Regions from separate parts of the Homo sapiens genome. Here region 2 is linked to region 1. Evidence: read pairs that join two places in POLR2A ChIA-PET (ENCODE). Cell type or tissue: GM12878. All regions are shown on one strand. Each heading gives the region's core, and the rest is flanking DNA. Links, peaks and the distances in the headings are about the cores only. Region 1 overlaps CAB39 (calcium binding protein 39). Region 2 has its middle 8.0 kb from the start of SP140L.

The links. Peaks named below come from ENCODE experiments on the same cell type or tissue, not always from the same donor. Only the 100,000 strongest peaks of a DNase experiment are listed, where the experiment ranks them.
Region 2: POLR2A ChIA-PET joins it to region 1 with 5 read pairs; 2 of 35 experiments call an interaction of 5 or more read pairs at or near these places.

The regions. Positions count from the first base shown.
Region 1 is chr2:230,744,919-230,754,196 of GRCh38, forward strand. All of the region lies in intron 1 of CAB39 (calcium binding protein 39), which reads left to right. It also overlaps the pseudogene RNU6-268P. Among named protein-coding and RNA genes, the nearest start is that of CAB39, 37 kb to the left of the region's middle. In GM12878, for the core only: no CTCF peak of the experiment used is centred there; no DNase peak of the experiment used is centred there.
Region 2 is chr2:230,314,597-230,323,874 of GRCh38, forward strand. It overlaps a transcript of SP140 not described here. Among named protein-coding and RNA genes, the nearest start is that of SP140L, 8.0 kb to the right of the region's middle. RefSeq lists a silencer at 3,701-3,750 and an enhancer at 4,881-5,030. In GM12878, for the core only: no CTCF peak of the experiment used is centred there; DNase peaks (open chromatin) are centred at 4,255 and 4,775; H3K27ac peaks cover 1,767 bases.

The DNA.
Region 1 (9,278 bases), core at 2,108-6,107:
AAGCCCACTCTTTTCTCTAAGCAAATATATTTTGTTGCTCCAATGAAGAATGAACCTTAGCATTACAGCATATTTCATAAACATTCATAATTTGACATTTCTCATTTACTATAAAGAAAATTTTTAAGGATTAACAGAAAGCCTTTTTTAAGAGGAACATAAGTGTTTTTAAACAATACATTCACTAAGCCCATTTCATTAAGTACTCATTGTTTAATTCATTCATTCATTAAAGATAGGTTAGCATAAGAATTATTTAATACTTTAGATTACCAAAATGGAATTAATGGTCTACTTGACATATATAATAGGTATATCTAGTTTTAGGATCGTGGAGAATGTTCCGCTAACAATGGTCTACCTTTACCCTTGCCTCTCTATTCTGGAAAGGTTAAAAAAATTTGAAGTCTTTGAAAAATCTTTTTTTGTAAGTGTTCTGAGAAAAATGTAGACATGTGCCTAAAGGAAGTTTGTTTTAGTTAAGATGCTATTTTCCCAAAGGATGATGAGTCCTCAGAGGAGCTCATGGTCCTCAGACCTATGCTTGCACTCCGGAGACTTGGTTGGGACTGGGAGGTACTCTCTATGCAGCATATATCTGAGATTTAATAGAAAAGGAACTTTATCAATGATGAGCAATAATCCTCTTAAAAGCAGATGAAGCTGGGGTATGGACCAAGCTTTTTAAAATTTTTTTCTTTTTTCTTTTTTTTGCAGGGGAGGCGGGGCCAGAGTTTCGCGCTTGTTGCCCAGGCTGGAGTGCAGTGGTGCCATCTCAGCTCACGGCAACCTCCACCTCCCGGGTTAAAGCGATTCTCCTGCCTCAGCCTCCAGAGTAGCTGGGACTACAGGCACATACCACCACGCCCAGCTAATTTTTGTACTTTTAGTAGAGACGGGGTTTCACCATGTTGGCCAAGATGTTCTTGATCCCCTGACCTTGTGATCCGCCTGCTTCGGCCTCCCAAAGTGCTGGGATTACAGCATGAGCCACCGCGCCTGGCCAAAATCTTTAAATTAAAAAAAAAATTTTTTTAAGGATGGGGCATTCAGGGGTATCCTTTTCATGTTTATTTGACTCATAATCTTAGAAATTGCCCTTTGCCTATTTGGTCGGGATTTAACAAAGTCACTCAGCAAACATTTATTTGTGATTACTGTGTTTAAAATTACATTTTTATGTTTTATATTTTTTTGTAATACTTGATTTATGTGTAAGATGACAGAACAAGTAAGTACAAAAAGTAGAATCTGGAATCAGAAGACTTGCCTTGAATCCTGACACCTACATTCAGTGTGTAATGTCACGGCTAGCCTTTTATGTGACTTTAAAGATATACAGGAATTAGTTACCATGGGAGCTAGAGAAAGGGTGCAGGGTGGTTTCATGGATGGAAAGTGTTCGCAGACATTGGGTTAGGGAGTACACATCACAGTATGTAACACACCTTAATCAATGACTCATTCCAGTTTAACACTGATAAAAACAGTCAATCCCAAAAAGCTGTGACGCTGCATAACAGGATGGCTCTATAAATAGTGTTGCACTCTTAGGAACCCAGATCAACCCTTTGAATATTCCATCTTGGGTATTACGTGAAGCCATCACACTTTAGTCACAATATTGCCAGGTTTATATTCATGGTATAAACAGTATTCAGACAGACAAATTAAGAGTTGCTCAGCAAAGGTGTGAGTCCAGCTTTGTGTGTAGCAATAGAGAAATTATAGGCACTTTGCTAGATTTCCTGCTCACTTACCCTCCAAGAGCATCTTGGTTCTGGCCTCTGGCTCCTTTCTGCATGGGTTTCAGGTGAAAATTTTCTAGTCAACTCTTGGTTATTTATGTATCATTTCTGTAGGATTTTTTTTGTTGGTGTGATTTTTGTTTTCAGAAATGTTCTTCAGTCCCACTTGGCAAATGTATCTGGGGTCTCATGCAAAGCAGCATGCCAAATGTTATAAGAATATAAAATGACTGTTAATATACAACTTTGCTATCAAGAGGCCTCCAGATTAGTTGGGAGTGATACATACATACATAATAACACATTATAATCAAGATTTTAAAAATCTTACGGGTATAAGGAGGGTCTTACACTTTTACTGTGGAGATCTTTATGGAGCAGCTGGTGTTTGAAAGTGGTCTAGAGGCCTGGAGTGGTAGCTCATGCCTGTAATGCCAGCACTTTGGGGAGGCCGAGGCAGGTGCAGGAGAATCGCTTAAACCTGGGAGGCAGAAGTTGCAGTGAGCTGAGATCACATCACTGCGCTCCAGCCTGGGCAACAGAGTGAGACTCCTTCTCAAAAAGAAAAAGAAAAAAGTGGTCTAGAGATGGGCAGCATTTTGACAAGTAGAGGAGTGAGGGCATTTCTGAGGAGGGGTTACCCCCATTGGCATTGCTGTAGTTTCCAAAAATTATTTCACGGAGAGAAGGGGAGAGGAGCACTATGAACCACTTGTTGATGGCATTGCCCATGGAACTGTTTCCTCTGTAGATATTCTTCCTCTTACCTGCCATCAACAAGGTGAGTTTAATTGAATTACAGTGGACAAAATGAAAACACATGTAGATTGGAACAGTTAAGTAAGAGAACTTTGAGACTCTGTAGAAGGAAAAGGTAGTGTTTATGTCTGAAACATGGATTACAGTGGTCACAGTGGTCATTTTGCAGTTATGCATAAATCTAACTTTTAACTTGCTGGCAAATAAGGGGGAAAATTAGCGCAAAATATAATGGATTATATAGTTCACCTTCCAGTGATTTGAGACATACCAGTTCTTCAAATAGAAACTTTTGCCATATTACTATGTTTTAAATTATGAAATATATAAGTGTATACACATAGGCTGTAGTGTAATGAATTTCCAGCTTCAACAGTTAATACTTTGCTAGCTATTTCATCTGTCCCCCACCTTGTTCTCTGAGAGAGGTGGAACTAAAGTATTTTAAAGGAAATCCCATATCACTCATACTTCCACATGTATGTCTAACTGATCAGGATATTTTTTACATACGTCATAATACCTAACAGAATTAACAGTAATTCCTTGTCATACCCAGTATATAATTTCCCTTGATTGCCAAAATATCTTTTTTTCAGTTGTTTATTTGAATCAGGATCCAGAGAGGGCCCATGCATTGTATTTGACTATATGAGGCTCTTATTATTTAAGTCTCTGCTGTCTTTTTTTTTTTTCCTTTTTCTTATGTTGTTTGGTTTTTTGGAGAAGCCTGACATCTGTCCTGTGAAGTGTCCATTTTCTGGGTTTGATTTACTGCTTCCCTATGGTGATGTTAAACTTGTTCCTCCCTCTTGTTGCCTGTAGACCAACCGCTAGATCTAGAAGCTTGATTTGATTCAGAATTGTAGTTGGGTGGGGTGGGCAAGGGAGAGTCAAATTTTGATAGATGATGCTTTGTACTTCCTATTGTGTTGTATCATGAGTCACACTGGTGTGTGGTTGTCCTAATAGATTAGTGTTGTCCATGTAGTTAGCCTGCGTATCCTCTATGAAATTCCCCATCAGCCTTTCACCTAATGGTTAAGGCCATTGGTGATTGTTGCCTAGTTCCATTATTTCATTAAGAATTACAAAATGGGTTGGGTGCGGTGGCTCATGCCTGTAATCCCAGCACTTTGGGAGACCAAGGCGGGTCAATCACTTGAGGCCAGGAGTTCGAGACCAGCCTGGCCAGCATGGTGAAACCCCATCTCTACTAAAAATACAAAAATTAGCTGGCAGTGGTGGCACCCACCTGTAGTCCCAGCTACATAGGGAGGCTGAGGCACAAGAATGGTTTGAACCTGGGAGGCAGAGTTTGCAGTGAGCTGAGATCATGCCACTGCACTCCAGCCTGGGCAATAGAGTGAGATTCTATTTCCAAAAAGAAAAAAAAAAAAAAAAAAATATATATATATATATATATATATATATATATATATAACAAAATGGTAATTTTTTCCTATCCACACTTATTAGCTATGAATCTCCTATAAAGAACTTTCCCTTGTCATCTATATGGTTATCCTGAAATATAGTCTATACAGAAAAAGGCAGGATAAATGTGCGCCCCCCGCCCCCGTGTTTTTTTTTTAAACCAATTGTTGGAGTGTTGCATTGTTGCCTTCACAACCTCCAAGGTAACCAAAGAAAATTATTTTTAGTATTATTATAATTTTAATGGGCGCTAATGTTTTACATATATTCTTATATATACATATGTTACTATTAAATATACAATACTTTAATGTGTGCAGATGCTTGATTTCCATGTTAATGCATTGTAATCATTATTTTTTATGCTCAAATTCTACCATCTTAGGCCTTTGCAGCACTTTTCAACTTAGCTCCTGTGCCTTTTTTAGCATGACCTCATAAGTACAGTATTTGCTTTCTGGAGTAACACGTCCCTGGCTCATCTTGGGTATTTCCTACTCTTTCATGAAGTCTTGGTTTCTTTTAGTAGGAAATGATCATGTATTGATTTTTTTAAAATACACTTTTTATATTTAGAAAAAAAGTATTATATGGACTTTGTAAATACTTAACCTTAGAAAAATATAAATATCAATTCATGTTCTCACTACCCATTATTAACCTTTGCTATTTTTTCTCTTAGCAAATCGCTCTGCATGTATAGATAAAGATGGGATTATATGTATGCAAACTTATATTTAAAGTGTTTTCCCTTAAGAGGAGTTGTAGACATTTTTTCATATCGGTAGAAATCCTCAGAAGCATTGATTTTAAATGACTTCTGAATGTTCAGTTCTATTTGCTGAGAATTCTGGTTGGTTTTCCTTTTCCTACTGTATTAAATAACTATTCAGTGGCCATCTTTGTATGTAAATCTTAGAGAAGCAATAGATTATGAGGATACACTCGTAGAAGTGTAATTGCGGGCTTAGAAACATTTTTAAGTTTACTGATACATATGAATATATTGATTGTAGTATGAAAGATACTGGACAACCTAATAGACACTGCATAAGAGTTGCTAAAAACCTGCTTTGAAGTCCCAGCTTTTTCGCTTTACTAGCTAGTTTCATGATATTTGAACAAACTAGCCAATAATTTTGAGCCTTAGTTTACTCATCTATAGAATAGAAATAATAGAACTTCTTGTAGGAACGAACAAATGGAGAATCCTGCTGTTACTTTGAGGATCAAAATAAATAATAGTTCATTCTACAAATATTCTACAAATATGTGCCATCTATGGTTTGAATGTTGTTTATTTCCATCAAAACTTATGCTGAGGCTTGGCCCCTAATGTGGCAGTGTTGGGAGGAGATATCTTTAAGAGGTGATTAGGTCGTTAAGAGGGATTAATGCCTTTCTCCCAGGATTGAGTTCTCACTGTTTTGGGACTGGATTAGTTAATGCCAAAGCAGGCTTTTATAAAGTGAGGCCACCTCTGCTGTTTGGTCTCTTTACATATGTCCACCTCCTCTTCACCATGTTAAGATATAGCACAAAACCCTCACCAGAAGCTGACCAGACGCTGCCACCTGATCTTGTACCTCTCAGCCTCCAGAATCGTGAGCTAAATAAACCTCTTCCCTTTATAAATTACCCCAAATTTCAACTGCTTCTTAAAGCTACTCTTGATTTATTTTAATGGAACCTAAGTTACCACATCTTTTATTTTTTTTTTACTTCTCCATATGTAGTTCTCAATTTTGTTTTTATTTTAAAAATTTTTAGTTATCACAACTTAGTTGCAGCTAAGAAAATCTTGCTTCCCATTCATCCAAAAGCTGAATCAAGACTTTAGATGTAGGCTTAAATAGAACAATAAGGTCATTCATTTTATTCCATTTTATATTGCTATCCAGTTTATATAATAGATATGCAGATACAGTGCTAAGCACTTTTTAATTCTTATACCATATCGTGAAGTAGCTATTGCTTTTCCCATTTTAGAGATAAGGAAAAGAGTGCTTAGAAATGTCTAAGTCAGTTGAGGCATAACAAAGTCAGGATTTGAACCCAGGCTATCTTTAAAACCCGTGTAATTAACTATTGTGCTTTAAATAATTGTTCTGTACTACCAGACAGATAGTCTAGCACTTAACACAGTATCTGTAAATAGTTATTGTTTTAATTAAGTAACATTAACACTGGAAGCAAGGGATTAAGTCTTAGAGCCAGTTATCTAAAAAGAATGTGTTCATGCATGTACTACATTTCACACTCCATGACTGCTTAAGAACCTTAATAATCCTTGTAGGCAACTATCTTATGATGTGTGGGGTTTTTTCTTTGTTTGTGCTTTTTGTATTTGACCACGAAGTTCGTGAGTCAGATCTAACACATATGTTAGTGTAGAGTCTTGTGAGCTCAGCTGTCTAGGAATGTGTTGTCATTCAGCAGTTTTTCATTATTGTCTCTAAACACATACGCCCACATCCATACACACCAGAATGTTGTCTTGAGAGCAGGCACTCTTGATGCCTTAAGTTTGTGACATATAGTAAACACAGTTAGAAATGGAGTGAATGAATGTTCTGCTGACTGGCTTATGGACCTTTTGACTTATGGACCTTTTGAGTTCTTTTCAGTATTTGTCAATACATAGGTGAAGAGGAGTGTGTCACATAACGCAAAAGCAGTCAGATCTCCAAAGATGGGCAGTACCTAACAGGCTTAACTTAAATGGTGTGGGCTTTTATTTTCCTAATGGGTATCCTGTATATTCTCTAGCACTTTCTTGGGATGTTGCTTTGTACTCTTGAAAATATTCTTGAGAATATTAATGTAATAGAGCAGTGATTTGATGTCTTTGTTCTTTGTAAGATAGAAGTGGCCATTTCTAGTGTCATCTGGTCTCCATCTGTTCTGGAGAAGAGAGTAGACTTCAGTACCAAAACCCCCCACAAATACAAAGCAAGTAATAAAAAGGAGAATATATGCCAAACTACTAATAATGACTGTCTCTTACAGGCTTTTCAGGTGACTTTCACTTTTCTACCTTATGTAATCCTTTAATGTTTGAATTTTGCATAATGAACAGTATAACCGTTTTTTAAAAGCTCGAATTTTAACTCTCTGTGATGGACTTAGATGCAGGAGTAGATGGAAAGAGTTTCATATTCTGACCACCCCCCCCCCCCCCACATACACACCCCCAACCTCAAAGGATATAGAAACTAGCAGAAGGATATGCTTATGTGCTTTTAAAAAGCAATGCCTTTTTTAAAGTGATGATTTTGGTGCTCGCTTTGGCAGCACATACCCTAAAACTGGAATGATACAGAGAAGATAAGCATGGCCCCTGCACAAGGATGACACACAAACTTGTGAAATGTTACATATTTACAAAAAAAAAAAAATATTTCAATGGTCAGTAAATGTCCCAATCATAGACAACCAGATCTCACACAACATCTCTGTCGTAGTCCATTTGTGCTGCTATAACGAAATATACGAGTCTGGGTAATTTATAAAAAACAAATTTATTTCTCACAGTTCTGAAGACTAAGTCCCAGATCAGGTGCTGGCATTCAGAGTCTGAGGAGGGCTGCATCTCACATGGTGAAAGGTGGAAGGTCAAAATAGGGACAAATGCCATGTCTTCACAATGGCAGAAGAGAGCAATCCACTCCTGTAGGTCCTCGTTATAGTGACAGGAGGGCAGAGTCCTCATGACCTAAAAACCTCCCATTAGTTTCCACTTCCCAACACTTGCATTGGGAATTAAATTTCCAACCCATGGATTTTAAGGTATATTCAGACCATAGAAATACCCTAGAGGTGATAGTGACCCCATTGACAACTCCTGGCCTTTGTGGAGAATGGTGAGGGTCTACCCTTAATGTCTGTAAAGATAGATTTAGAAAACAGAATTGACTGAAATCGTGAACTGAATATACATGGAAGAGTTGAGTAAAGTTTGCTGTGACAACCAAGTTTAGTGATGGAGTGAACAATGGATCCATTCACTGGGAAGGGGAACATTGAAAAAGAAGCAGGACTTAGATGAAATTTGGATTGCCTGGAGGACATCTATAGGGAGCAGCAGTTGGAAAGGTAGGCCATTGGTCGGGCTAGAAATGGATTTCAGATTGTTGAAACCATAGATGAGATCACCCAGAGGGAATATAGGGTGAGGTGACAGCCAAGAGTGGAACCTTGAAGGACATCAACATTGGAGTAGAGTCATTGAATTAAATGCAGAAAGGAAAATAAATAAATAAATAGATGCAGGAAAGGAAAGGGCATTGGGAGAGAGAAGAAAACAACTAGCGGAGAGCAGTGCATGAATGCGAAAGGGGGAAGCTAAATGTCCATGCGGATTCAGCTTGCAGTGTTGTAACTGTTCATTTTATATGAAAGTAATATGTTAACAGCCCCCCACATACCACCACTTTGGGATTCAAGTATACACCAATAATTACCATCAGAAGGAAGCCTGTCCCCATAGCAGGTACGGATTGCCACAACCCACTTTAGAATCCTGTCACTGTCTGGCTTTGTCCCAGTCACATTAATACTTTTGGCTTAGCCCAAGGAATCCTGCTGAGGTTTATTATAAACCATTTTTTGGCCAGACGTGGTGGCTCACACCTGTAATCCCAGCACTTTGGGAGGCTGAGGTGGGTAGATCACGAGGTCAGGAGTTCAAGACCAGCCTGGCCAACATGGTGAAACCCCGTCTCTACAACAAAAATTAGCCAGGCATGGTGGTACGTGCCTCTAGTCCCAGCTACTGGGGAGGCTGAGGCAGAATTGCTTGAACCCAGGAGGTGGAGGTTATAGCAAGCTGAGATCGCACCACTGCACTCCATCCTGAGTGACAGAGCAAGACTCCATCTCAAAAAAAAAAAAAAAAGAAAAGAAAAAACCATTTTTTAATGGACAAGGGAATTGTATTTGAAAGCCAAATGAATTATTTTATTAAAATATCTATTTCTGTTCATTTTCTTCGTGAACTTCAGTTATGTCCAAAACATAGTTAAGGCTGTTTTAAAACAATATTAAGAAAAACTTAGAACATACAGAAAAGTTAACTAACAGTGAAAACCCACACACCCACCAACCATCTAAATTTTAAAATTACAATTTTACCATATTTGCAAATGTGATAATCTGACTTAGAAGTAGTTTGGGGAGCAGAAAGGACATCAGTGTGTCTGGACCTCTAGGATCAAGGCCAGAGGCTGTGCTGTGAGTTGGAGATAGGTAAAACCTAGAGGGCCATGGTAAGGAATTTGGATTTTATTTATTTTAAAATTTTTTTCCCATAGGTTATTGGGATACAGGTAGTAT
Region 2 (9,278 bases), core at 2,910-6,909, 430 kb before region 1:
AAATCAAGTGGAAGCAGAGATACCAGAACTACTGTGGCAGAGTCTGGAAAAGTGGGTCCCAAGGATAGAGAAGTTGGTGTGCTAGAATGACTCTGCACTCTACAACTGGAGAATCCATCCATCAGGTGACTGAGTTCCTCCTAAGGGGAACACTACTAATGTGTCTCAGACACTAACTAAAGGGAGAAGGAATGCACTGCTGAGGGGGCAGCACATCCTTGAGAAGCTCAATGGTGGCTGCCCCCTGCAAGCTGGAATAATGCTAGGGATGTTTTATAGAACTGGATCCCCCAGTAGTGAGTAAAATGAAAGAGTTCCAGCATAACAGAGGCCAAGAGGCAGCATTTAACTGTGAGGGCAAGATAAAGTAATTTCCCTAAGGGGCATGAATGTTAGAGTGACAGCTGGAAGGCCTGGCCTGTAGGTATCTATGAAGACAGACATGCATGGATATGCTGTTCCTATAGGCAAGATAGATGGGCAGCTGACAAGGATATTGCTTTAGACATATAATCAAAAAAGATTGGACATCAATGAGCAGAATGCTGAGGTCAGCTCTCTAAAGGTGAAGTCTAGACCCCTTGCCCAGCTTCCAAACCTCAGCCAGTTCTCAATGGAATCCAGAACCCATGATGGAAATGAGGGCAGTTTCTCATAAGGAAGAACCTTGTAAATGTGCACATCACTGATTCCCTCAAGTTTTCACGGGAGGGCTCTATGGCCATTTATTCAAGTAACTCACATGCCGGGGAAAGGAAAATACACAGATCTTTCAAGGGATGTTGAGTACAATGTCAGAGTTGATGCTAATCCCTGGGGACTCAAAGCCCTATCATAGCCCCTGTTAGAGTATGTGGAGATCAGGTAATGTCCATCTCACAATGGGCCCTCTGGATCCACAGAGCCACCCAGCAATCGTTTCCCCTCTTCCTGAATGTATAATCAGGATATACATTCATGCATACATCATAATACGTAGCAATTGGCTGACCCGGTTCCTTAACCTGGGCTTTCCTAAACTATGAAATAACAATGACTGTCTTAGGGAAGGCCAAGCAGAAGCCTCTGAAACTGAGGTTTCATGGTGAAAACAAGTAAGTTAAAAGCAATATCACATTCTTGGGGAGTGATAGAGATTAGTGCCACCTACAAAGACCTGAAGGAGGCAGGGGTTGTTACCCCAGTTACACCTCCATTTTAATTCAGCAGTCTGCCCTCTGGTATCTCCTGGTGGTTCATGCTGCTAAATGGCTCCTAAAACTTAACCAAGGAGTAGCCCCAATTATAGTTGCTGTGTCAAATATGGTATCTTTATTATAATGGGTTAGCACAGCCTTAGCAAGTGATATGCAACTATTAATATGGAAATGCCACTTTTAAAGGATTCAGCAGGATGTAGGTTGAGAAGCAATTCACATTCTCAAGGATTGGACAACAGTATATCCTTACGGTCTTGCTCCAGGGCAATGTGAATCCTGCTCCGTGTTACAATATAGCCTTTCTGGAAACTCTGGAATACATTACATTCGTCCACTGGATTGATGACAGTATGTTCATGGGCCTGATAAGTGAGAAATATAGACTATTCTGAATGACTTACTAAATCACAAACACTGCAGGTGGTGGGAGAGAAACGTTACAAAGATTCAGAGATATGCCATATAGGTAAGCTGTCAGGGGTTCAATGGTCTGGAGCATGTCAGTGTATCCCCTCCAAAGCTCCAAGCTATTGCAGCTCATACCTCCTACCACGAAGAAACTCAGAGCTTGATGGGCCTCCTCAGGTTAGGAGAATCACCATGGTTGACATTCTGATGAATGTGATTCTAGGCTTTGTAACGTGTGTGTGTTTGGGAGACAGGGAGTAGGGAGGCAGTGGGTATACCATCTTAATAAATAAAAAATGCTTATCAACTTTTTTCACTTAATAACATACAATGGACATTGTCACATCAATAAATACAGCTCTACATCATCCTTGCCATACCTTTCCTTTTTTCATCCAAACTGAATTGTTATTGGCTAGTTAGTGATTTTTGGTCTTGTAAGCAATACTAACTTGTACTGAGAGGCAGCACAGGCTAGCATTTAAGAGCACAGACTCTGAATGTAGCCCGTGTAGGTAGAAGCCCAGCTCCTGCACATGTCTACTTGCTGGCAGTGTGTGCTTGGGCAAGCTATTCATCCTTCCCCTGCACTGCTTCATCTGTAAAATTGAGGTAACCCTCTGGATTATTGTGAGGATTAATAAGTTAATATTTATTATTCACTTAGAAAGTTTCTGGCCCTGCATGCAATACATAAGTAATAAATAAACAAATCTAAGATGAACACAAACACCCTTGTATCAATTCAGGCTCTTTGCCATCAAGAGAGACCCAATTTATCTAGGTTAGGCAAAAAGGGACTTTGATGATGAAATACACAGTGCCTCACAGAAAGGGCTGGAAGGCAGGGGTACTGAGCTGGCAAATAGCCCTGGAAAAAGGCAGGAATCAGAGTGGTTCCAGGCATTGAGCGCCAGGAATGATGCAGCTGTGTCCTTAAGGATGTTAATAATTTTACTAATTTTTTTTTAAAAAAACACAAAAAACAAAAACTCCTCACAATACTTCACTCAAGAGTCCAACTCCCACCACACAGCGTCTGGCTGGCCTGGCCTGCTCACGGGCCAGCATTGTGATGAACAGCTCCTCACTCCTGCACCCAGAAGGGAGAGCTCCTTCACCCAAAGGAACTGGGGACTGTTAGGAAAGGGGGATGGAGGAGGCTGGACAGCCAAGGAAATCACAGCTGACCAAGGGAACCCACCTGGGACACTCAAGGCCTGGACCACTGCTGTCTGATGGAGGAACAGGGGCAATTCCAGGCCAGTCAGAGAGGCCGCAGAGTTGGGGGGCTGCCAAGTTCCTTGGGTCCATGGGACCAGGTAACTGTTTCCCCATTGCCCTGTGCTGCGGAGGCAAAGGCTGAGTTGGTCACTGTTCTAGAGGGAAGGCAGTCTGCCTTACACCACTGGACAACCAAGAACAAGGATGGGAGCTATACCTGTCATGGTGTCAATCCAGTACACCTGCATTCAAAGAGATGCTGGATCCTGGGTGGGTTCCTACCCTCTGGGAGTGTGCTGTGTCCCTGGGAGCTGCCAGGACCCGGTGCTGTAATTGTCCTGAGCTGGGAGGTCATGAGCTCTCGGTAATGACCTCTCAGCTGGAATCTATCATGGTGAGTCCTGGGCATCAGCACACACCCTGCTCTGCTGAGCTGGGAGAAGCACATTCCACCAGGAAGAAGGGTAGATGGCCCTGGGAGGCTTCACAAAGCTCTGGAATTGGAGCCCAGGAACTAAAGTTGTCATGACTGTTTCCTGCGACATCAAACTCTCACATATGCCCAGTAGGGTGCCATTTATTCCCTAGTTAGATGCTCAGGGAAGTCAGAGCAGGAAGGAGGCAGAGGGAAGGACAGGGCCTGAATCCCTTGGAAAGAGGTGGCTGCTTCAGTAAGTCCCTGAAACAAGTACAGGATTCGATACCATCACTCAATCTCCTTCTGTAACAAAGACAAAAAATACACTTAGACTCCTCTGCAAGAACTGATATGTCTCATCTATATAGATGATTTATAATTAACTCCAGTGAAATTCTAGAATGCCCATGCCTTTTCTCCAGGGGTATTATTTGTTTTCTTATTTTGTTTACTGAAATAAGTCAACTCCTGTGAGCGCAAAAGTACAGAGTATGCGTAGTCCTGAGTTGTATATCTCATAACGAAGGTGCGCTTCCTGTTTGATGCTATGTTTAGTGGTGTCTCTTCTCTTGGGTGGGCAGTGGGCCTGGGGGAGTCTCTCTAGAACTTCTGGTGCCCCCAGGAGCAGGCCTGAGTGTGGGAGGGGGGTAGGGCTGGGTCATTGCTTAGGAGTGAGGAGCAGGGAGTTCTGCTTCTGATATTTAGGAGGAAACTCCTGAGCATCAAGTCCTCTTGCAGAGGACAGCTAGAAACTCTGGACGGTAGTCAAAAAACAATGGCTTGAGGCCTCTGTAAGGTAAATGAAACTCGAAGAGACACTTCCTGTTTTTTATTGCCTGTCCCTGAGAGCAACAACAGTTTTGTGTGGCACAACCAAAGCTTTGATAGAAAGCCTACCTTCTTTGTGGTTGGCCAAGCCATGGGGAAGAGCCCAGAGCAACCAGGCTTTCTAAGGAATGAAGGGAAAATCCCAGAAGGCAAAAAGCCACAGAAAAGAACTCAGATAATGTGTATGACCCTTCCCAAGTCTCTGGCTGATGCCTGGAGTGAAGTGAAATCAGTCTGAACATAGAGCAGAGCTTTGCCCACTGCAGACAAGAACTAGAGTGTGGCTTGAACCTAAACACAGAAATCACCTGCCAGAACAAAAGCTCTTCCTGTTCTGATCCAAGCTAGAGTTAGCAATTAGCTGCCAATGTAGTCACTCTAGATGCAGACTGGACACTGGGTGCTGCAGGTCAATGTGACTAACCAGGTGCCTTCCCACCTTCTGCTATCACTTCTGTTCAGATTCCTCTGGGCTGGAATTTTTCATCTGACATGAAACCACCTCTTACTACCTTACATCAACACCGAGATATTGCTCTCCTGAAATCTTCATTCACATTTTCCGCCGAACTCCATTTGTGTGTGACTGAAAGAGTCTACACCAGTTCACACAAGGACAGCACACTCTAGAGTTGTATAGTGTGGCCCCGCCAGCATTAAGCAGGAAACTAGGGTGTGGCCTGTTCAGGGAAGGGGGTTACTTCTCTACTGAGACATGTGGTTACATATTTAACCGCATCCTGCCAGAGCTGCCAGAAAGGTGGGTAGGACCACTTTCCATCTCCTGTTCACCTCATCCTCCAGAGGGTTCATCCACAGTTGCCTGAGTCTGGGTGGGGAGGAGGATGCAGGACCTCAGCCTTGAGATCTCAGGACCTCGAGTCTTGGCCATATAATGATGTAGCCACCACTTCTGGCTCTCTCTCTGGTGTCTGTGTTCACTCCTCTGAGTCTCACAGAATGGGATTGTGCCCATGGCTGGTGCACTCTGCATGCCAGTGGACATGTCTGCTCTTAGATGGTTTTGTAACATCTGTGTCAGTACATGTGGCCCAGAGTGCTGTACAGGAGCTGGCTGGTGCTTTTTGTTTTGTGCTTATTCAGGAAATACAAGAAATAACTCCTGGGTTCCTGCATTGTGCCATTGTCTGAATGATAAATGGTAAATCCCAGCCCCACTTCCTCATGCTCCCCAGTGGGGAAGGACCCAATTTCCAATTCCAAATTCTTACAAGCACAGCTCAAGAATACCATTATTGTCATCACAGCTGAGCCTGGAATCCAGGCTCTGAGATAAATGCGAGCCCCTCACTTCCATAGCTCCACATTCAATGGGCTGAACATCCTCTAGAATTATTCATGAGAGAGGGTGTAATAGGCCATAGATGGTATGTGTTGGGAGTGCAGAGGGGTCTCCAATTCTCTCTGGAAAGGAGGGTGTCACCTACTAGACTGAGTCCACTGGCCATTCTCAACTGGCTAGTAGCTGCATAAGTGGATCTGTCAGGGAACTTACCCTTTATTCCCCTATACATCAAGAAAATGGATCAGTAGCAGATGAGATGGATGAGTTTTCTTTTTTTTATTATTATTATACTTTAAGTTCTAGGGTACATGTGCACAATGTGCAGGTTTGTTACGTATGTATACATGTGCCAGGTTGGTGTGCTGCACCCATTAACTCGTCATTTACATTAGGTATATCTCGTAATGCTATCCCTCCCCACTCCCCCCACCCCATGATAGGCCCCGCCCAGTGTGTGATGTTCCCCACCCTGTGTCCAAATGTTCCCATTGTTCAATTCCCACCTATGAGTGAGAACATGTGGTGTTTGGTTTTCTGTCCTTGCGATAGTTTGCTCAGAATGATGGTTTCCAGCTTCAGCTATGTCCCTACAAAGGACATGAACTCATCCTTTTTTATGGCTGCATAGTATTCCATGGTGTATATGTGCCATATTTTCTTAATCCAGTCTATCATTGTTGGACATTTGGGTTGGTTCCAAGTCTTTGCTATTGTGAATAGTGCCGCAATAAACATACATGTGCATGTGTCTTTATAGCAGCATGATTTATAATCCTGTGGGTGGAAAAAACTAAAGTTCATATGGAACCAAAAAAGAGCCCACATTGCCAAGACAATCCTAAGCCAAAAGAACAAAGCTGGAGGTATCACGCTACCTGACTTCAAACTATATTACAAGGCTACAGTAACCAAAACAGCATGATACTGGTACCAAAACAGAGATATAGACCAATGGAACAGAACAGAGCCCAGAAATAATACCACACATCTACAACCATCTGATCTTTGAGATGGATGAGTTTTCAACTTCAATGTCATTGTTGTGGGAATCAGCACAACTGTGTCAGTATGTTGTCCAGAAAGACATTGGACCAGAAGGCCCTGGAGGCCACCTGCTCCCCAAAACTTGTTCCACTTGACAGTTTTACAGCCCACCTGGCCCTGACAACCTCATCCCAAGGTGAGACACAAGATTCCCAGCAAAGCCTGGTTCCCAGGGCCATTTCATGGCCTGGCCAGACCAGGTGGTCCTGTGCTAGTGGGCTGGGGCCCTATATGATGCCAACCTGTTCCCTGGGCACAGCATTTGTACCCATGAAAAGCACGTGCACCAGTTATGAGAAATGCACAGGGCTGTCCCACCAAGCTCCCACCGCTTGGCCCTGGTGAGAGCTCATTAGACTTTATTTTGGATTTCTCCTAGACCAGATCTGTTATGACTGACAGGCTAAAAAGACCCACCTCATCCTCAAAACAGGGTTTTCTCAGCCCTTGCTAGGCACAGGTGCCCTGGGAGAACCCCCCCTAGTGGTCCAGTCAGCTGTTTCCCACCCACATTTCCAGGAGGAGCACCTGTGGAAAGGCAGACTCCACCCCTTCCCTGCACATCTCCTCCAGACCATGGTTGGCAGATGGGCATTGGCCTTTGCTAGAACTGTACTTCCTGTCTCATAATCTCTAAATCTTCATGAAGCTACACTTTCCACCCCACTCTTCCTTTGTTCAGCAACACTGAGGTCCTTGCCAGGTACCCTGTTCTTCATAGGAGCACCCACTTTCCAGCCCAAAGAAATGAAAGTTGCTGCCCATGAGGTGCTGGTGGACACCATCTGGATGGTCCACGAGGTACTCTCCTTCTCTCACCACACATGCATCACCTGGCAGTCCTAAGATCTAGGATAGTCCAGGGACCATTCCATTCCAGCTCACTGTGCTGAAACTAGTAGACACATGGAGGTTTGCAGAAATATTAGGAGTGAGGACTTGTTAAAAGGCTGCACATTTCGTTGAAGCCTTTGCTGCCTCCAGCCCCAGCCTCCAGGTTCTCTCCACTCCTGGTGGTGCCCAGCCCAGCATTGTTGGGACCCTGAAGCTCACAAGGAGACCTCAGTCCCACCACAGCTCAGAAGACATTCCTCCACCTTTCTGAGGGCAGGTTTGACCCCACAGCCTTAGTTCCACCCTTGTGGGGTACATCCAACATGGAGCTGCCTGGTTCCAAATATCCGATGATAGCTGATATTTGTGCTAATGGGGACCCACTGGTGAACACAGGAAGATGCCATCAGGAATCTCCAGAATGTGAAACGTGGTGAACCTGTAGAGAGTCGTTCTTTTTCAGTCCAGCAGTTGGGGCTCAAAGGGAAGCTAAGACTCAGAGGAGCCCTGTGACAGAGCAGGAGCACCATCATCTTGGACAAACACCACAATTTTAAGTTCACCTTAATTAAAAAGCCCCCTAAATCCAGCCCAAAAACATCAGCCTAATGGCTAATGTCAGCATAACCAGAAACATTCCAACCCTAAGATAAGCCACCCCCCTCCAACCAGAAACATGCCAACCCTGAGACAACCTCCCCTCCCACCAGAGACATTCCAACCCCACAATAAACCTTCTCTCACATGGAAACATTCCCAGCCTGCTATAAGCTCCCCACTTCCTAAACCCTTAGATACCCTTAGTCAGTAAGAGAAAATGCTCCTGACCAAAACTGACCAGAATCCCCTCTCAGGTTTATTCTCCAAAATAAACCTGTCTTTAACTGTTGAGCCACTTTTCATGTTTCTTTCCCCTTTCTTTAACTCTTACACCCTGAGGGTAAAGGAAGGTGAAGCTCTTTCCCCTCATTCAGGGAGACTGGGTTTGGGGTGGGGGACATTGCCACACTTGTCTGGATGAAACGCACTACATGAAACCTCATGTCTTCTAATTCACTCCATACCACCCGCTTTTGCCATTTGCCCACTATTTTTGAATGTTTTCAACTGCTCAGCATCGAGTCACATCAGCGTGCCCTGCAAGGACTGCAGGAGTGTCCTGCAGGGCCTCAAGGTGCGGGGCAAGCTTGAGGGCTTCAGCCTTGGGGGAGGTCCAGAAGGCAGGGCCACCTTGGGGTTCCAGAAGGAAAGAAGTTCTCAGGGAAGAGGACAGGGACCAGGAGAAGTGAAGGGCAGAGTCCCCCGCCCCTCACGGGCTGAACAGAGGGCAGGCGGTGCCCTGGTGATGCTCGTGAGCTGCTGGATGGCAAAATGATCTCAGAATCCAGTCCTTACATGGGTTCGACTTTATTTAGAAGGAACTATGGCACTTCTACCACACATTTCGAAGTGTTTGGTGAGCTATAATCCCCAGTAGAGGACGATTTTCAGCTTTATTTCCACCCAGCCCTTAGGAGGCTGCAGTGCCCTGCGTCGCCAGGAGAGGGGGTGCAGGCCCAGTTGGGGGCGGAGCCTGGAGGAGCACGGGGTGGCCGCTTGGACGGGAACACGGGAGGCTGACATGGGGAATGGCGGTCACTGGCCCCTTGCTCGCTGCGCATGCTCACAGTGTGTCTGTGGCAGGCCTTGCTGGCTGGATGGCCTTGGGAAGGAGGCATGAGGTGGCTTCCATGGGCCACCAGGAGCCTGTGGTGCTCGTCAGCACCATGGGACAGGGATCTGTGCATGTCCAGCTGCAGATACAACAGGGGCTCAGCTGAAGGACCCTGTGTGATGATGCGGACTCAGGGGTGGCCCTGGGCCAGTCTCTTTCCTCCTGGTGCTGCACAAGGACTGAGGGCATCCTCGGGGTTTCTCATGAATGGTCCCCACCTTCAGAAGGTGGCCGGAGGGACTTCCTGTGTTGTTCAATGCTCCCCTTGTCTTTCTGACTCCCTACAATCCTTCACCCATAGCC